3 separate regions of the Homo sapiens genome follow, and regions 1 and 2 are each linked to region 3. A link is a contact called in ENCODE Hi-C data. All regions are on one chromosome and are shown on one strand. Each heading gives the region's core, a stretch centred on a gene start or an enhancer-like site at or near the end of the contact. The rest is flanking DNA. Distances are from core to core; before and after follow the strand shown.

Region 1 (4,621 bases), core at 791-3,290, 630 kb before region 3:
AGACAGGGCAGTCTGGGGGAGGGGGCGGCAGCTCGGACCGTGCCAGGAGCCCAGGAACCCCCTGGCCTCCAGACTGAGACCCACGTTGCGGCAGAGAGAACACAGAGGCCCACAGGGCTGCGGCAGAGTGTGGACAGTTAGGGCGAGGACAGCAGACTGGGCTGTGCGGACCCCAGGCCTTTGCCACAGCCGTTGGGGATGGGACAGTGGTTGGGAGGCGTGAGCTGGGCTTTGCTTGAGATGCCTGGCAGCAGCTACGGGCCTTCCCTCTCTGTGTCTTTTCGTGTGGGGGTCCCTTTGCCGGAAACACCCTGTCCCCCAAGTTTGTCTGTTTCTTTTCTTTTCTTTTCTTTTCTTTGAGAAGGAGTCTCGCTCTGTCGCCCAGGCTGGAGTGCAGTGGCCTGAGTAGCTGGGACTACAGGCACCCGCCACCACGCCCAGCTAGTTTTTGTATTTTTAGTAGAGACGGGGTTTCACCCCGTTAGCCAGGGTGGTCTCGATCTCCTGACCTCGTGATCTGCCCGCCTCGGCCTCCCAAAGTGCTGGGATTACAGGCATGAGCCACGGTGCCCAGCCTTCTTTCCTTTTTTTTTTTCTTTTTTTTTTGAGACGGAGTCTCGCCCTGTCACCCAGGCTGGAGTGCAATGGTGCAATCTCGGCTCACTGCAACCTCCACCTCCAATTTTCAAGTGATTCTCCTTCCTCAGCCTCCCAAGTGGCTGGGATTACAGGCACCTGCTGCCATGCCCGGCTAATTTTTGTATTTTCAGTAGAGACGGGGTTTCGCCATGTTGGCCAGGCTGGTCTCAAACTCCTGACCTCAAGTGATCCGCCCACCTCAGCCTCCCAAAGTGCTGGGATTACAGGTGTGAGCCACCACACCCAGGCTTTCTTTCCTTTTTAAAAGTCAGACAAGCTCTGCCCTGCTGGGTTTTGGATGTGAAATGCTGGGCAAGTCATCTTCTACCTCTGGCGTCCCTCTTTTATCTCTTATCTTTTATCAGGACAGCTTCAAGTCCCTGCCCACATTTTATCTATAAAATGGGGAAAATAAGGCCCCTCAGGAGGGAAGCGTTCAGTGGGATGTGTAGACCGCCTGGCATCAAGTAGATACTCATTCGACCACCCTGGGTACTGCCCTGAGCATGGAGTGGGAACTCAGCAGTCTCCGGAACACCGATGCTGCATCCATGTTAGTTCTTTCCTTCCTCCCACAGATATCTGTCCTTCCATCCCAGCCCAAGTTCAGGCTCCTCCAGGCTCACCACAGCCTGGTGGGATCACCCCAGCCCCATAGCCTCCGGAGTCCTCGCCAGGCATGAAATCTCTGTCTTCTCTCTCGCTTCAGCCCCAGGCTGCAGACTCTGTGCTGTGAGCCTCAGAGCCCGGCAGGTGGGAGACAGTGCATAAATGTTTGTTGAATGAGTAGATGGGACGCTTCCCAGCCCGGCCCACCTCAGAAGGCAGGTGGCAAGACAGATGGGCCCTGGCTCCTGTGCGGTCTGACGGTGGAGGCAGCCGCTCCGCTGAGTCTTCCTCAGGAACTTGGGGTGGGACGCATTGTTTCCGAGATCCCTTCTAGGGACATCCTTTTGTCACTCAGCGAGTTGAAGTTTCCCAGCTTCTAAAGCCCCTGCCCCTCCCCTCCACTTCCTGTGTTCAAGGCCTGGTCCCTAGAAGTTGCTTTTATCCAGGCAGTGATTGAGAGTTTAGAAGGGGCTCTCTGGTATCCTGTGACCCTGGGTGACCTTGGCTGGACTCCTTCAGCACCAGGGAGAGAGGCCGGTGGCTGTGATAGGAGGCAGAGGCCTGTTGAAGGCAGCAGGGCCTGGGAGCCCATGGAGGTGAGCCCAGACCCTCTCTGCAAGCCCCTTCCCCTCCGTAGGTCTCGGTTTCCCTCTCTGGGGAGGGGGGGGCGATGTCCTTGCCAGCAGAGGTGCTGCTCAAGTGCAGGGCTGGCATCCCAGCGACTCGCCCAAGGCCACCTCGCCAATCCCCGCACCCTGCGTGCCACTCCCCCAGCACTGCCGCACGCCCGGCTCCCCTCCCCCACCTCTCCAGGAGCAATTGTTTATCTGCCAGAGGGTGACAGGCGGCTGTGGCTGGCATGTTGAGCCGCCGTCCAGAGATCAGCTGGCGGCTGCTGAGCAAACAGCACGAGCTAATCAGCAAAAGGTCACGCCGGCTCCCCGAGTCCCCGCATTTGAAGTCATGCCTCACACGGGCGGGCTGGAAGGAACCTGGGACGTTGAGTTAGTGGCTCAGTGACCAGGTCAGCTTCAAGTCACAGCCCACAGCTCATCGCCCAGTTGACCAGCCTACGCCTCTGAGGTTGCATCTTCTAGAGATTCCCCAGCCCCAAGGGAAACCCATCGCCTGTCTCCAGGTGGAACAAACCCTCTCACGACAGAGGCTCAGCCCCCAGCATGCGGAGGGGCCAGGCTTAACCACCCCAGCCCTGCCCGCTCCCCCTGCCCGGGACAGACTGTCCTTCAAAGCAGCAGTGCAGGGCTGGGCAGCATCCCCACCAGAGCTGTCCGTTCACCACCCCCCACACCACCTCTGACTTCAAGCCTACCGCCTTCCTCTAAATCCATTCAGTTTTTAAAAACTTAAATACATTTATTTAAAAGGGAAGATTTATAGCACTACTACAAATGGAAAACAAGCCTCTCTTGCCATAAATAGAATTCATAATCATAAAAATAAATTCAGTGGAAACAAAACAATGTTATTAAATTCTAGTTGGATGCTGTAGCCCCGGGGGAGGCTCAGAGCCCAAGGCCTACTATTGCTTTATTAAAAAGGGAGAGCAGTAAGTGTGCAGAGGTGTTCAAGACTCACCAACCCTGATCTGAGACTTTCTTCTTGTTGTAATCAAGAGTTTTAAAGTGAGAGTAACTTTCTCATAAAATGATTCAGTAGTATTTTATGCTGTGTCAGCTAGGGACTGAATTTGGCTGCGCAAGACAAACCTAAACACTGCATGGTTGAACCCCACGTGGGGGTCATTTTTCTTACGCAAAGACAGCAGCAGTGGAGCTGGTACACAGCCTAAGGGGGTTGTCAATGGTCCAGGTTCCTTGTAGCTTCCTGCTCTGCCACTGCGGACGTTTGTCCTCATGGCCTCAGGATGGCTGCCACACCTCTGGCCATCGTATCTGCATCCCAGGCAGGAAACTGGGAAGTGGGGTAGAGGTGAAGGAGAAGGGAATACACCAGCTAAGTCTGTTCCTTGTCATTAGGAAGGTAGCAGCCAACAGCCTGAGAAGGAAGCTTCTCAGCCAACGGCAGAGAAGAGCCGTTCTCTTGCCCACGGCAGTCACTGCTGCCTTTGGGTTGGTGCTTACTATATGTCTTATTCATTTGCCAAGTAGTTGTTTGGCACCTACTAGTTGCCAGGCAATAGACCTTGTCCTGGTGGTATTCACAAGGCTGCATGCTGGCATTTGTGAGATGAGCCACGGCCCACTGTGGGGCATCCCCCAGCCTGGGTTCTCCCTGCTTCCGCCTCCACCCCACACCTGGCTGCTTCTCCTCATAGGAGCCCGGCACAAGGGCACCCCCTGCCTCCATCCTGTCTCCCCTCTGCACACACCTGGGACTGCCCAAGCCCAGCCTGGATGGAGTCGCCCCGTGGGCCACCCTGGATGAGAAGGGAGCTATTCCTTTCCCCTCCCCAGCACCTGGGTCTCCTGCCCACTTCTGCCTCCCAGAAAGCCCCTTCCCCGCTGCAATCAGCCTCCTCCTGCAGGCAGGCCAGGCTGCAGGGATCCAGCTTCTGCTCCTAGATCTTCATTTGTCTTTTAATTTCCTCCTGTAATTTACATCCTGTGACTCCTGTAATTTACATCCTGTGACTCCTGTAACTTAATTAGCAGACAGAAGGCGTGGCTGCAGATGCCCAGCCCCCTGCCTCTGGCCTCTCCCGCTGGGCAGGACCTGGAGATTCCCTCCTCCCCCTGGGTCAGGGCTCCTGAAGGCTGCCTCCGGCCCCAGTTTGCCCATCCCTGCCGCAGAGTTTGTCTTTCAGCCTGAGCTCTGGCCTCCTCCCTTCATAGACCCTACCCCCGACTTTGAACTCTGGCCTCTGACCCCTGGTCTCTGACCTGCTGTTTGGCACCCAGCAGGAGGGATCTGTCCCAGGCCCAGGTTTAACTGTGGGCGCCATTGCTCACCAGCTGTGCACACAGAGGCAAGTCATGTAACCTCTCTGTGCTCTTCCTCAGTGAGTTGGGGGTGAGGGTCTGTGAGTAAGTAAATGAGAAGCCAGGAGCCCTCTCAGCTGTGCCTGCTCCTCTTCCACGTGTTCCCATCCCCTGCTCACCCCAAGGTCCTGCCCACCCCAAGGTTCTGCCCACCCTGAGGTCCTACTACCCTGCAATCCAGCCTTGGCTTGAGCTAATTCCAGGTTTCCCTGCTGGTCCCACAGCCAGAGGGTCTAGGGTCATCGTGTTGTGTGCTGTGGAGGCCCCAGGGGCTCACACAGCATCTGGTGAGGTGACGGCCTGGGTAAATTCTGAAGCCCTCTTGGGGCCCTGGCATGTGCCCGGCGAGCCATCTGGGCAGGTGCCACTGAGTCTTTCTCCCCCATCCTCCCTCCAGAGCCTTAGCTGCCTTC
Region 2 (4,576 bases), core at 1,862-4,361, 530 kb before region 3:
CCCTCCGTCTCAGCATTGGAGGCTCTGGAGCAAGGCCGTTCCCCTGGCTGCACCAGCTCCCCTCTGCTGGGCTCAGATAGCGGCAGCTGCACCTCTGAATCATCGGCTCATATTCCCCATGGCTGGAGAAGGCCGGGGCCGCCGAGTTGGGAGGAGGGGACTCGCTCTCCAGCCTCCAGGGCCAGATGCTCCATCTGCCCCATGGGGCGGAGCCACCCCACACCCCTGGGTTTGGTGCTGCCAGCCGGGTCCAGGCCCTCTCTTGGCCCTGGAGAGATGGGCACAGAGGGCAGTCTCCCCTCGATGCACCCTTATCTGTGAGGACAGTCCCCCCAGCCCCTGTGCCTCCATCCGGGTTCCATCAGCAAAGGGAAGTCCTGGAGCTGGGGCCCGGCCTTGAGGCAGAGCTGGAAGCTGCTACGCGGAGGGGCCTCAGCCCATGGTGGTGGGGAGGGCACCCCAGCCACCCTTGGTCCCAGCTGCCACCTGTGCACTCCCTGAGCAGAGATGCCTGACTCACCCTAACGTTGTCCGGGCTGCAGATGGCGGCGGCTGCTGAGGGAGCTCCTTCCCCTCCTCCCGCCCACCCTGCTAGGGCTAGGCCACAGATACACAGGGCGAGTGGGAGTGTCTAGGGGAGAAGATTTTATTTCACAAGGTGAGGAACCCAGGCTGGTGGCCGACGCCCACACACCAGGCTCCGGGACGCATGGGGTCTGCACGTGGAGAGGGTGCTGGCCGCCCCAGCAGGAAGCCCGACGTAGGTCCCAGCGTGTCTGTCAGTCATGCTGCTGCCCTGTGGGGCTGGAGAGGCAGGACGTGCACCCAGCCTGTGGCTGGCGGGGCAGGGGACCTGCAGGTCAGGCCAAGCAGAGTGGCTCCGGCTATGCCCCCGAGCCTGCAGGCTACGCCACGGTCTGGCGGCTGAAGAGCTCGAGGGTGAGCGAGCTGAGGAAGGCAGGGATGCTGTCCTGGCGCCGCAGGTGCACCTCGATGAGCTCGCCCACGGTGTGTGAGAACTCTGTCTCCAGTAGCTGCATCTTGGAACCCGAGGGGCTGGTGGCCTGCGGGGCAGTCAAGAAAGAGACAAGACAGCGGTCAGCCCGACAGGCCTCTCCCTCTCCCCTCCCTCCCTACACAGCCCCTCCAGCCATGGGGGCTTCCCTCAGTCTGAGGACCTGGACAGGGGTAGATGCGTCCTCAACCCTGCCAGGCCTTATTCCAGGTCACCTAAAGGGACTGAATTAACCCAGGGCAAGGTCTCTGTTGTCTACACTGTCATCTACCCAGGCAGTTGGGGGTCCCAGGCACTGTGGGGTGTGCCCACCCAAGGGGCTGCCACCTTGCTCCTTCCTCCACCTGGGGGGCTCCAGCACCTGTGCCAGGCCCTAGTGCCACTCTTCACTGAGGCTGGAGGACCCCACGCCCTGGGCAAGTCCTGCAACGCCTTCCACACTGCCTGGGCCCCATGACCTAGTTTCCCCACTTGTGCAGGGGGGCGCTGGGGGCCCAGGGGGAGTCTGGCTCTGTGGATTCTGCAGCCCAGAGGGCGGCCTCCTGTAACTGGAGAACGGGCAAGGAGGAGCTTCCAGACAGCGCTGCAGGCCCCAGGGGACACAGGGCAGGAGTCACACAGCAGGTCTGAGCAAGCTGCTGTGCCACGGTCCTGGGCTGTGTGGGGAGTGGACAGAGGCCCTTCTGAGCTGCCCCCGAGAGCCAGCCCCACCCCGGTCAGCACCCACACAGCCCCAGGTCAGGCAGGACACAAACCCGGCCCACCACAAAGCTCCCTCTGAAACCACGTCCCTGAAAAGTCCTGTACCCAGAATATGCCCAGAACTCCCACAACTCCACCATGAAGAGGAAAGAGCCAATTAAACAAGGGGCCCTTGAACATTTCTCCAGAGAAGAGCCACACACGGCCAATGAGCTCATGCCAGGACGCTGGGCACCGGGGAAACGTGAACCGCAACTGAGCGAGACACGGAGCCGCCTCGCGCCGACGGCCACTGAGAGCAACCACCATGAGCTGCTGGGTCGAGGGGAATCAGACCCTCCGCGTCGCTGGCGGGAGCGTGTGTGGTGCGGCCACTGCAAACAGCCGGCAGCTCCTCAAAGAGCTGGACGCAGAGTCCATGGGCCCAGCACCCGCCCGGGCGCGCAGCCAGGGGGTCTGAGCGCAGTCCACGCACAGACCTCGGCACGGGTGTCCACGGCAACACGATCCCATCACCAACAGATGGAACGCGGAACCAGCCCTCAACCGCCGGAGGGAGACACAAAACCGGGTTTACCCGTCAACACCGCTTCGTACAGCCGAACTCTGATACACGCTGCCACGCGGGCAAACCCCGAAAACACGCCCAGCCAGTCACAGAGACCTGTCGACACAACTCCGTGCCCAGGGGATGTCCTGGAGGGGCACGTCAGGGCTCAGGGCCAGTGGAAATGTGCCACGGTTAGACTGGTCGCGGCTGCGCACTGAATGTGCCGGGAGGAACGGAACGGTAGACTAATGGAGCGCTAGACGTGAGGGTGAGCTGCATGTGTGTGCATCGGAGCTCAGGAAACCGTTTTGGAAAGCGCTCCCTCCGCCCGGCAGCCCTCTGGGAACCCTCCCCAGGAGCCACAGGGCGGCCTGGCTCCATCCAGCTTGGTCCTGGCAGCTCCCCTGTCCACCGGAGCATGCCTGGGCTGGGCCCCGCCCTGATGGTGTCGCCCCTCCCCTCACCACCTTTGGAGCACGTGCTGCCCCAGAGGCCCTGCGACCTGACCTGTTCCTGCACCTCCTGTTTCTCAGGAGCCGTCCCCGTGCCCTCCCCCTGCCCTCCCCCTGTTTCTGCTGCCTTAGTACATTTGGCCTTGTCATAGTTCAACACAAACCATTTTTAAACAAAAACAAGAGAAACCACTCTGACCTTTCGCTGAGAAAATCCTTTCACTTCTGCCTTCTGCTCTTGATTCTGAATTTCTCCCCCTAAATGTCAGAGGGGCTGATTCTCCTGCAGCTGCCGGGCAGGGGTGGGGAGGCAGTGTGGGAAGAAGTCTCCTCAGCCGGCCCTTCGCCCTCCTCCCAACCCAGGGCTGGCAACCTGGCTGGGCCTGACGCACTGTGGTGCAGACTCTGGCCAGGCTGGACCAGAGAATAGCTGTTTTCCAGGCACCCGCCTTCCCCGGCCCTCAGAGGCTGGCAGGCTTTGGGAGCCTGGCCGTTCATTTCTAAAAATATTTTTTTTTAGAGACGAGTCTCACTCTGTCACCCAGGCTGGAGTGCAGTGGCATGATAACGGGTCACTCAGCCTCGAGCTCCCGGACTCAAGTGATCCACCTCAGCCTCCTGAGCAGTTGGAATGACAGGCATGTGCCAGCACACCTGGCTAATTTTTAAATTTTTTTGAGAGATAGATAGACTTTAGCTATTTTGCCCAGGCTGGTCTCAAACTCCTGGCCTGGCTGGTCTCAAACTCCTGGCCTGACGTGATCCTCCTGCCTCAGCTGCCCACGACGTGAGGATTACAGGCGTGAGCTCTGATCATTCTTTATTTGAAACAGGTGCACCCCGCCAGCGTCAGCAAGACAGCTGCTCCCAATGGTAGGCCGGGCAACCCACTCACGGCTCCTACAGCACCTCCTCTCTGCCGGCCTCAGGCGGCTCTGGAAGAATGATGCCCTAATATACCGCGCTGCCCTCCAGGTGGGGGTGGGGGTGGACGGAGACAGGCAGGAGTAACCAGTGCTACTCTCCCAGCTCAAACCCCACACGAAGGCAGACCCAGCGTTTGCAAAACACCAGCCCCCGGTGAACAAGTCGACCTGCTGTGCAGCCCACCTCTGACTCCGTTTCCCCCAGCGTACCCAGCCACATTGGGAGGCTCCACCTCGGTCTAACGCTCCGGCATTAGCAGGACCTGCTGAATGAGTGGCGCCGGGCCCATCCATCTCTGCCATCGCTGCTCAGCCCTCTGCCATGTTCAAATATCACACAGTCCCCAGGTACCTCGTAAATCACTGTAATTACGGGCTGCTCACTTAAAATTAAACTGCAATTTTTTAAAAAGCAAATTGCCAGTAAGACACGTTGGCTGTGGCTGGAAATACTTCTGAGGCTGCCTGCGCGCAGGCTCTGGCTTCCTCTCCCTCTGCCTGGCCGGCCCGAGCTGCCACCTGTCTAGTCTGCGCACATAGCGGCCCTGTGGCTGGCGGGCGCCCTGGGGGAGACTGAGACACTCACTCTTAATGAAGACACTCGCGGCGTCCATTGTGGCCACTGCACTCTAGTCCAGACCCTCGCTGGCCTGGCCTGGGGCTCACCTGCCCCTCTGGAAGCAGAGAGGGCCTGCCCTGGAGGGCCGGGGACCTCTGCAGCATGTCCGTGGAACACGTGGGCCAGGGATTGTGTGCCCGGCCCCCATTCCAGCTCTGCCACGTGAGCAGTGCTCACTCGGTGCCTAGGGCTGACTAGTCTTACTAAGCGCTGGTCCCACCATCCCCTGAGCCGAGCCCCATGGTGTCCCAGCGGGCACGGACAAGAGGCACGGAGTGAGGGAGGGGTGGGGGCTGACAAAGGGCTTGGAGA
Region 3 (4,330 bases), core at 1,479-3,978:
CAGGCAGATCACCTGAGGTCAGGAGTTCAAGACCAGCCTGGCCCATGTGGAAAAAACCCCATCTCTACTAAAAATACAAAATTAGCCGGGCCTGCTGGCAGGCACCTGTAATCCCAGCTACTTGGGAGGCTGAGGCAGGAGAATCACTTGAACCCAGGAGGTGGAGGATGCAGTGAGCCAAGATCGTGCCACTACACACTCTAGCCTGGGCGAGACAGAGTGAGAATCCGTCCAAAAAAAAAAAAGAAGAAGAAATGTGAATAAGGTTGGTGGATTTTATTTGCGTCAACATTCTGGTTGTGATATTATTGTGTACTTCTGCATCATTAGAGGATACTGGGCAAAGGGTATTATTTCTTATTTTTGTTTTGTTTTTTGAGACGGAGTTTCACTCTTGTTGCCCAGGCTGAAGTGCAGTGGCAAGATCTCAGCTCACTGCAACTTCCACCTCCTGGGTTCAAGCGATTCTCCTACCTCAGCCTCCCGAGTAGCTGGGATTATAGGCACCCACCACCACTCCCAGCTAATTTTTGTATTTTTAGTAGAGACAGGGTTTCACCATGTTGGCCAGGCTGGTCTCGAACTCCTGACCTCAAGTGATCTGCCTGCTCAGCCTCCCAAAGTGCTGGGATTACAGGCGTGAGCCACCACACCCAGCCTATTTCTTATAATAGCATATGGGTCTACTATAAATCAATAAAAATACCAAACAATGAATACATTACTTACAGGTACATGATGGCTTCCTCTGAGGAACAGAGGAGAAAATATATTTTAGGAGAGGACTTGAGCCCAGAAGTTTGAGCTCACATAGTGAGACCCTGGTCTCTACAAAAAATAAAAAGAAAACTAGTTGGGTATGGTGGTGCATGCCTGTAGCCCCAGCTACTGGGGAGGCCGAAACAGGAGGGTTGCTTGAACCCAGGAGGTCAAGGCTGCTCTGAGCTGTGATTTCACCACTGCACTCCAGCCTGGCTGAAAGAGCAAGACTCTCAAAACGAAAAAAAAAAGGTGAGGCAGCCAGGCACGGTGGCTCACACCTGTAATCCCAGCACTTTGGGAGGCCGAGGTGGGAGGATCACGAGGTCAGGAGATCGAGACCATCCTGGCTAACACAGTGAAACCCCGTCTCTACTAAAATACAAAAAATTAGCCGGGCGTGGTGGTGGGCACCTGTAGTCCCAGCTACTTGGGAGGCTGAGGCAGGAGAATGGCGTGAACCTGGGAGGCGGAGCTTGCAGTGAGCTGAGATTGCGCCACTGCACTCCAGCCTGGGCTGGACTCCGTCTCAAAAAAAAAAAAAAAAAAAAAAACAGAAAAAAATTAGCCAAGTATGGTGGCTCACACCTGTAGCCACAAGTACTCAGGAGGCTGAGTTCAGAGGATCTCTTGAGCCTGGGAGGTGGAGGCTGCAGTGAGCCGAGATCACACCACTGTACGCCAGCCTGGGCGACAGAGATTGAGACTCCGTCTCAAAAAAAAAAAAAAAAAAAAGAAAAAAGGAATAGGGAAATAGGGAGCATCTGATTCCTGTCCATGCCTCACTCCTCTACATTTGAAGAAGCCAAGCATCATAGGGCAGAAAGTCAAATAAGTCTTTGAACAGGGTGTGTTGCTCACCTGTAATCCAGCCATGGGAGCCTGAGGTAGGAGAATTACTTGAGGCCAGAAGTTCAAGACCAGCTGGGGCAACATAGCTAGACACCCTCCGCCCCCACCATCTCCACAAAACAATAATAATAAGAGCCTTTGGGCTGGGCGCAGTGGCTCACGCCTGTAATCCCAGCACTTTGGGAGGCCGAGGCTGACGGATCACCTGAGGTCAGGAGTTTGAGACCAGCCTGGCTAACACGGCGAAACCTGTTTCTAATAAAAATACAAAAATTAGTCAGGCTTCGTGGTGGGCGCCTGTAGTCCTCAATCCTCAGGAGGCTGAGACAGGAGAATCGCTTGAACCTAGGAGGTGGAGATTGCAGGGAGCCAAGATAGCACCACTGCACTCCAGCTTGGGCGACAGAGCAAGATGCTGTCTCAAAAAAAAAAAAAAAAAAAGAAAAAAAAAAGAGCCTTTGGCTGAAGGCAGTAGGCGGCAGGGAAAACCAGGAGGAAACCAGCATGGTCAAACGAGACAGGGAAGTTCAGATGATTTGGGGCCACACTGGATTCTTTTTTTTTTTTTTTTTTGCTCATTTTATTTTCTTTTGCTTTGTTTTGTTGAGATGGAGTCTTGCTCTGTCACCCAGGCTGGAGTGCAGTGGTGTGATCTCGGCTCACTGCAACCTCCACCTCCCAGGTTGAAGCAATTCTCCTGTGTCAGCCTCCCAAGTAGCTGGAATTACAGGCGTGTGCCACCACAGCCAGCTAAGTTTTGTATTTTTAGTACATGGGGTTTCGCCATATTAGCCAGGCTGGTCTGGAACTCCTGACCTCAGGTGATCTGCCCGCTTCGGCCTCCCAGTGTTGAGATTACAGGCGTGAGCCACCACGCCTGGCCCACACTGGACCCTTTGAATCCATGGATGCCTCTTTGCGTCTCCAAGTGCCCTGCGAGATTGGACATAGACCGGTTTATGTAGAACATCCTGGAGAAATTACTGAGATACTGAGAAACTTGCTGGAGAGAAAGCTGCTTTTTCGGCTTCCTACTATGTAAGGAATTTAAAAAAGAAACTAAGTAAAAAAAGCAAGCCTAGTTCACACACTGAAAAGGGCGGGCTAAGATCGCCATCTGTAGGTGAATCGTTTCTTCTGCCAACTCGAATTCTGTCCACAGTTCCTGACACCTAAATGGGTCCAAGCTACCTAGCTCCCCCTCTAGCCTGCACGCTCCACCCAGGAAGGACAAGGCAGAGGCTCTGGCGAGTACAGTATCTTTTTCTTTTCTTTCTTTCTTTTTTTTTTTTTTTTTTTTGAGACAGAGTCTCGCTCTGTCGCCCAGGCTGGAGTGCAGTGGCGCGATCTCGGCTCACTGCAAGCTCCGCCTTCCGGGTTCACGCCATTCTCCTGCCTCAGCCTCCCGAGTAGCTGGGACTACAGGCGCCCGCCACCAGGCCCGGCTAATTTTTTTGTATTTTCAGTAGAGATGGGGTTTCACCGTGTTAGCCAGGATGGTCTTGATCTCCTGACCTTGTGATCCACCCGCCTCAGCCTCCCAAAGTGCTGGGATTACAGGCGTGAGCCACCGTGCCCGGCCCAGTATCTTTTTCAGGGTTACCCAGCCAGTGGCCAGGCGCGGTGGCTCACACCTGTAATTCCAGCACTCTGAGAGGCGGGCGGATCACCTGAGGTCAGGAGTTCAAGGCCAGCTGGCCAACATGGTAAAACCCCATCTCCACTAAAAATTAAAAAAAAAAAATTAGACGGGCATAGTGGTGTGCGCCTGTAATCTCAGCTACTGGGGAGGCTGAGGCAGAAGAATCATTTGAACCCGGGAGGCGGAGTTACAGTGAGCAGAGATTGTGCCACTGCACTCCAGCCTGGGCAACACAGTGAGACTCTGTCTCAAAAAAAAAAAAAAAAAAAAAAATAGGCTACCCACAAGTTAGCAAGAGAACTACAACCAAAAAATCATGACTTTCAATTTTTTTTTCTTTAAAAAAATTGTAAAAAAGCCTGGTGAGGTGGCTTACACCTGCAATACCAGCTACTCAGGAGGCTGAGGCAGGAGAACTGCTTGAACCTGGGAGGTGGAGGTTGCAGTGAGCCGAGATCACACCACTGCACTCCAGCCTGGGTGACAGAGTGAGGCTCCGTCTCAAAAACAAAAAAAAAAAAAGTAAAAAAAATGCGTAATATTATAGTAAAGTGTACATAACATAAAATGTACCATCTTAACCACGTTAAAGCATATGGTATATTGGCATAAAGCATGTTCACACTGACGCAGCCATCACCACCACTATCTCCCAAATTATTTTCCTTTTTTAAGTGTTATATTTTTAAATTTGTTATATTTTTAGTTTATTTTTTTCACCCTACCCCCTATATTTTTAATTTAACTTTTTTTTTTTTGAGACAGTTTATCACTCTGTCACTCAGGCTAGAGTGCAGTGGTGTGATCTCGGCTCACTGCAATCTCTACCCCCACCCCATGTTCAAGCGATTCTCCTGCCTCAGCCTCCCAAGAAGCTGGGACTACAGGAGCACGCCCCCACACACAACTAATTTTTTGTAAAGATGAGATTTCACCATGTTGTCTAGGCTGATGTTGAACTCCTGCCTTCAAGAGATCTGCCCACCTCAGCTCCCAAAGTGTTGGGATTACAGGCGTGAGCCACCGCGCCTGGCCAATTTAGCTTTTCTTAAGACAAGGTCTCACTCTGTTGCCCAG

The links. A loop is a pair of places that touch in the nucleus more often than their neighbours do. Pooled maps may share reads with other maps.
Region 1: a pooled map shows a loop between it and region 3 (3-fold over the local background). The contact joins two enhancer-like sites. A Hi-C loop is called at or near these places in 3 of 50 pooled maps.
Region 2: a loop to region 3 is called in a map of Right ventricle myocardium inferior, with 4 times the contacts of the local background. The contact joins two enhancer-like sites. A Hi-C loop is called at or near these places in 5 of 168 maps with a recorded cell type or tissue (CD4-positive, alpha-beta memory T cell, CD8-positive, alpha-beta T cell, Right ventricle myocardium inferior and 1 more), 9 of 37 single-sample maps with no recorded cell type and 10 of 50 pooled maps.

Annotation. Positions count from the first base shown.
Region 1 is chr7:1,711,844-1,716,464 of GRCh38, forward strand. The region is part of intron 3 of ELFN1 (extracellular leucine rich repeat and fibronectin type III domain containing 1); the gene reads left to right. Among named protein-coding and RNA genes, the nearest start is that of LNCRI, 20 kb to the left of the region's middle. RefSeq lists enhancers at 888-1,788, 1,789-2,688, 4,608-4,621. Within about 2 kb of position 2,041, at least 3 of the 41 ENCODE cell types and tissues checked have a DNase peak (open chromatin) inside an H3K27ac peak, as active enhancers do.
Region 2 is chr7:1,815,165-1,819,740 of GRCh38, forward strand. MAD1L1 (mitotic arrest deficient 1 like 1) reads right to left here. Exons shown (of 19, transcript NM_001013836.2): 19 at 631-1,064. The coding sequence ends at 906. Among named protein-coding and RNA genes, the nearest start is that of MIR4655, 27 kb to the right of the region's middle. Within about 2 kb of position 3,112, at least 6 of the 41 ENCODE cell types and tissues checked have a DNase peak (open chromatin) inside an H3K27ac peak, as active enhancers do.
Region 3 is chr7:2,345,448-2,349,777 of GRCh38, forward strand. It overlaps a transcript of SNX8 not described here. Among named protein-coding and RNA genes, the nearest start is that of EIF3B, 7.2 kb to the right of the region's middle. Within about 2 kb of position 2,729, at least 2 of the 41 ENCODE cell types and tissues checked have a DNase peak (open chromatin) inside an H3K27ac peak, as active enhancers do.